2 separate regions of the Homo sapiens genome follow, and region 1 is linked to region 2. The links are chromatin loops, found by intact Hi-C in ENCODE. Cell type or tissue: mammary epithelial cell. All regions are shown on one strand. Each heading gives the region's core, and the rest is flanking DNA. Links, peaks and the distances in the headings are about the cores only. Region 1 has its middle 1.9 kb from the start of SLC10A2. Region 2 has its middle 58 kb from the start of ERCC5.

Region 1 (2,915 bases), core at 304-2,803, 160 kb before region 2:
ATTGTTCAATTCCCACCTATGAGTGAGAATATGCGGTGTTTGGTTTTTTGTTCTTGCGATAGTTTACTGAGAATGATGATTTCCAATTTCATCCACGTCCCTACAAAGGACATGAACTCATCATTTTGTATGGCTGCATAGTATTCCATGGTGTATATGTGCCACATTTTCTTAATCCAGTCTATCATTGTTGGACATTTGGGCTGGTTCCAAGTCTTTGCTATTGTGAATAGTGCTGCCATAAACTTACGTGTGTATGTGTCTTTATAGCAGCATGATTTATAGTCCTTTGGGTATATACCCAGTAAAATGGGATGGCTGGGTCAAATGGTATTTCTAGTTCTAGATCCCTGAGGAATCGCCACACTGACTTCCACAATGGTTGAACTAGTTTACAGTCCCACCAACAGTGTAAAAGTGTTCCTATTTCTCCACATCCTCTCCAGCACCTGTTGTTTCCTGAGAATGATTTTTATATATTTAGATACTTTCAGTGTCTGGATTTGAATATAGCTGAAGTTAAGGGTACTAATTAATTGTGAATCATTCCGATACTTGAATATAAAACCTCTCAAGCCTAATGTGCAAATTTATGTAAAAACAATGTGAAATTAGAAATGCATTGGCACTTTTTTTTAAGCAGAACTGTAGCACTCTGTCTAGTCAAACAGACTGCTCATTTGCAAGTTGTCTATATGCAAAGCATTCTGCCCCTGGGAGCCTAAAATCTCCTTAGAAAGTCATCTGAAATTTGAGAAGAGCTTTGTTCTGAACCTGCTTTCTGCTCCCTTCACTTTTCTTCCCTGCTTCCAGCACTGTGAGCAAAAAGCCTAAGTATGGATCACACCTGGCCAACCCAGAAGCAGCCATGGCCCAAAACAGGAGGCCTGCCCTGGGAAACCCATTTGAGTTCAAAGGAGGGTGTCTAAATATGCTTGTCTTGAGCCCTGTGCATTGGGCCTTGCACTGCAGCCTTCCAACTTTAAGAGAAATTTCAGAATCCAAATCCTTCCCGCCTGCAGGGCTCAAATTTTCCTTTGCAGATCAGACCTGGTGAAGAGGCTATTTGCCGTTCAATCCTAGGCTAGCTTTCTGCCTTTCACCTAATGTTTGAGGTTAAGAGAAATCAGAAAAGAGAGACCGTAAACTGATCACCACTGCATGGGCATCTGCCTCACCCACCTTTGGGAGTTGGGGGAAGAGCCAGCCACAGGTGCTCAGGTGCAGGTGCCCAGGTGTGAGCGGCTAGGTGCAGATGCTCAGGTGTGGCAGCAGGGAGTGCACTTGGCTCATCTGCCCTGGGGAGGGCCAGCTCCCGACAGAAGTAGGCCAGAGGTCAGTCCCAGGAAATGCTTGGAGCAGCCAGCAGGGTAGGGCCAAGTCATGATACACCTAGGAGTGGGAGGGGAGGCCTCTTTGGATATTACCTGGTTTATCATTTAGCTGTTGGGGTGGGGAAGGAGGTGGGAAAGACAGAAGGCTCTCCCAGGAATTGGCAGGCAGCCAGGTCAGGGACAATGGCAGCCCCCACTTGTGCTAGAAAGGCAGGCAGGACGTGACCACTCAGATAGCCACATCAACAAGTACAAATCACGGTTGCCCTGGAAGGAAATGGCTCAGGTTTTTCCCAGTAGCTCAATGCCTAGGCACCCCCACCTGTGGTTTGGGCATTTCACTCTATTAGCTCTTCTGCTCAGTGGCCCATTCTGCTAGCCACAGCTCACATTTACTCCAGTTATGAAAAAGGTTAATTTTCCCATATTGAGTTTCTCTGCAAAAGCTGCTTTCAGTTGTGACCGGTAAGTTCCGTTGTCACCAATATGGGTACAACTGTTGTCACTCTGCTATTCTGAAGCCATGATACTAAAAGTGTGACCCCAGATCAGTGTCATCGCCATCAACTACAAGCTTGCTAGAAAGAAAACTCTCCCTAGACTTCCAGAATCAGAATTTGCATTTTAACAAGGCCCCCAGGGGAATCCTGTTCACACTGAGTTTTGAGAAGCTCTGTTCTAAGATATTACTCCAATCCCCAGCAAGCCAAACCGACCACTTTCTTCACATAATCAGAACGCTCGGTTCCAGTATTTCCAGATACCAGCCATAGGAAAACACGTTGTTCTCTCATTTCCCTTTAACCTTATCTAAAGCACTCAATTTCCTCAACCCTTAAGTCGTCATCTGTAAAATGGGAGTGCTAATCCTACTTAATTTAAGATGATTAAGTTGAATAATAAATTAGAATTTGTCCTACAAATTGTGAATCATGATCGGAATATTCAATTTTATTATTACTCTGTGTCCTAACTCAATAACTGGGTTATAAACTCCTGAAAACAGGACAATCTCTTCTCTACCTCTTTCTTTATCTTCCCTGTATACTGAAATACAGCGTTCTGCCCAGCATGAGGTCGACTATTTGACATTTACAAAAATCTCTCTTGGAATCCCCCTGCCAAAAAAAAAAAAATCGAATTTCAATTTATGACTCCAAGCACAAAGAGATCCTGTCACTTTGACCTAATTCTCTGAGGTTCATCCCTCTAAATAATTGTATTGTCTCCATCTATAAAGTACTCTGTTACTATGACAACGCACACATAATTGCATGTGTAAGTAGTTGAGGGTGGCTGTGCAAGTCAGACTCCTTTCCACCAGGAAACACAGAAAACATTCTATCTTCCCAAATGTTACTCTCTCAGATTTGCACCAAGACCCTAGAAGTTTCTTAAATTTCCATATACTTTATGGACACTACAAAGCAATTCCAGGAAACACTGATACAGTAGCAAAACTACTGGGAGTGGAAATTGGATGGAGATCTGGGTCCCAGTTCAGAGTCTGACACCTGATTTGCAACATAATTAGGCACAGGGCACTCAACTATTCAGGGCCCTAAACCCTTCTATTGAAAG
Region 2 (2,915 bases), core at 222-2,721:
CTACTGGGGTGACTGAAGTGGAAGGATCACTTGACCTGGGAGGTCAAGGCTGTAGGAGTGAGACCCCATCTCAAAAAAAAAAAAAAAAAAAAATCTCACCAATGCCAATCATCTTCTAGCTTATCCGGCAAGTGGTGAAGGTGGGTGAAAACAAGGTGCATGCCCAGGTACACCCCTACAATGATGAAATCAAAAACTCTGACTGAGCTTCCCCCACCATGCTCCCCCATCCCTTACAAACTCCTCTGTACCCCATAAATCCCACACTCAACATTGTCACTGTTCGTGTATATCAGAATCATACCTCTGAAGACCATATAAAGGTTGGGAATCCAATCTCTGGTACTAGGAGCACATTTTTAATTAAGAGCCTGTCTGAATTTGGAGCTATTACACACTGTAGCAATAAAATTAAACACTGTCACTCTCTGTTCTTTAATAGCTGACACACGTCTCATATTCAAAGTCCCCAAACTATAATTTTAAGAAATATCCCCTTAGTCTCTGGCTGTCAAATAAGCTCTGCACAATTTTTCTCACTTCGTCTTCACTTCATAGACTATAACTATGCTTAAAGTGTTAGACTCAAATGGGCATACGTGGCACATAAAGAATATTAAGTGCATGCAAAAATGGTAGCCTGTATCATGCAATCTTGCAAGAACTTGGGAAGGATGGAGCCTAGAGGAATTTGCCCAGGTGGTTCATAGAAGGCCTCTTGGGGAGGTGTTCTTTCCAGAAAGAGGTGCATTTTAGAGATGTGAATCATCAGACACAGCAGATGAAATGAGTGGAGGACACAGTGGAGCAGGTAGGTGGAAGCATCTCCCTTTCGTACCAACGTGCCCCAGTCTCAAATGATGATCTCTGAAGATGGAGACGTAGTGTACAGCCACACAGTGTGTCTCAAAGTCTGGTTCCCAGACCAGGAGCATCAGCATCACCAGGAACTTAGAAACACAAATCTTTGGGCCGCATTCCAAATCACTGAATCAGAAACTCTGGAGTTGGGGTTCAGCAACCTGTGTTTTGACAAAACCTCCAGGTGATTCAGATGCACCCTCAGGTTTGAGAACCACTAGATTACAAGAAATGGAAATCTGACAAGTCCGATCAGACATTTCCTCTTAGGCTGTAAGAAGCAAAACCTCTCTTCCCACCCCAGTGTCCTCTCTGCTTGCTCCCTGTCTTCATTCCCTTACACTGGCATCCTCTTCCCTCTCCTCCCTCGTCACCCCTTCCGCCTCACCACACACCAACGAACACCTGTACGGCGTTCAAAGAACTAGAAACCAGCCCCCATTTCTCCTCTACTTGGAGAATGTATTTTATAACGTGTGCATAGTGCGCAGGCAAGGGGCGGAATTTAAACAATGTCTAATTAAAGAAGACAACACCACACGTTTATCACATTACATTGTTGTGTATTTACCCCTTGCCGCTTTTGATGCATTTGCATATCATCTTTTATAATTCAATTCACTTGCTTAAATCATTTCTTTTATTTTCACTTATTTATCCAGAAGGAAAAGTTCATTTTGCAGATCACTGGGGCCTCCCAGTGGCGATCATCTGTAATTTCATACTCGAATTTTATTCTGGGATCTCTAGGGTAATGGTATCTAAATCCTTAGAATTTCACCTGCTTGGTAGGAGCATGAAATAGAAGCAAAGCAAGCATTTCGTCTAAGAGAGATTGCATCAGCATCCCAGCTGAAATTTCTTCAGATGTTGGCTTTGACTTCTTGCATTTATCAAACTCCGTATTCAGTCATCTGCTTCGTAGAGACGACAATCGGCAGACTTCAGGCTCTGCTGGTCAGCTCAAAATTCAACCAGGAACGAGGACAATAAAGAGACGATCAGAGAAAAACATCTTGTGATTCTTTTCCTCAATAACCTTGGAGTCTCTCCCTCGGGTTTCCATTTCTACCATCCTGCTTTTGAAGTTGTGCCTGTGCCGGGTAGCCATTTCCCACAAGAAGTTTTAAACACAACGTTTTCCCTCCTCTCCATTCTGGAACATTCAGTGGCTGCCTTGCCTCTGCTCTCCTGTGGCAGTCAGCACCGTCCTCTGCACCTCGTGCTCACAGGACAGACTCTGACATCGTGGCAGCTCTCCGAGCCACCCCCCACCACCACCCCTCACCTACCACCCTGCTCCTGCATCAGCTTACATCCTGTCACCTGTCGGAGTCCTCCAGCCAGGGCTTGCAGCTTACTCTGCAATATCGCCCTCCAGGGACAGAGGTGCCTGGCCAACCTCAGGCTAACAGGCACCAAAGGCCATTTCCACTTAGACAAGCACTTTGCTGCCAAAGATATCGGTGTCCTTCCATTCTCCCACTAGGTCCCTACGGCCTGGTCTTTGGCATTGGAAGGCTGTGCTGCCTGAGTCCATGCGGGCCCTCCCGTTGAAAGATTGCTGAAAGGTGGTTTCCAAGAACTGGTGTTCTCACATCACCCCATGGCTTAACTCTGCTGATTCAGGGAGAGTTCCCGCCTAGTAACAGACCTATAAACATCAGCACCGTTCACAGAATATGGCCACAAACAGATCAGATGAGGTTTTAAAGTTCATCCCCACCCCCTTGGCCTTCTCTGCTGAAAAGTCACCAGAGGGCAGCCCGCATTTCATTCATTTCATTCTTCCTGAGCCGTTGCCCAAGCAAAAGAACAGCATTTGCTTCCACCTCAGCATCTCCTTTATATAATACGGTCTTTCGCTTCCCACATTAGTGTTTTAAGATCAACATACACCTTTAAATTAATCGCTCTAATACGTGCTCAATATTCCTTGCAAAGAAAAACTTAGTGAAGTCTTTGCTGGGTATGTATGTGGATTCATAAAATTCTACTCTTGGAGACATATTATGAACAGGAGTACATTTCTGCAGGCTCATCTCAAGAGTAGC

What was found. Hi-C counts contacts between places; a loop is a spot of excess contacts. Peaks named below come from ENCODE experiments on the same cell type or tissue, not always from the same donor. Only the 100,000 strongest peaks of a DNase experiment are listed, where the experiment ranks them.
Region 1: it touches region 2 in a loop (10-fold over the local background); 2 of 110 quality-filtered maps call a loop at or near these places.

Annotation. Positions count from the first base shown.
Region 1 is chr13:103,066,835-103,069,749 of GRCh38, reverse strand. No RefSeq gene overlaps it. Among named protein-coding and RNA genes, the nearest start is that of SLC10A2, 1.9 kb to the right of the region's middle. In mammary epithelial cell, for the core only: a CTCF peak has its summit at 1,273; no DNase peak of the experiment used is centred there.
Region 2 is chr13:102,902,493-102,905,407 of GRCh38, reverse strand. No RefSeq gene overlaps it. Among named protein-coding and RNA genes, the nearest start is that of ERCC5, 58 kb to the right of the region's middle. In mammary epithelial cell, for the core only: a CTCF peak has its summit at 1,555; a DNase peak (open chromatin) is centred at 917; H3K27ac peaks cover 1,138 bases.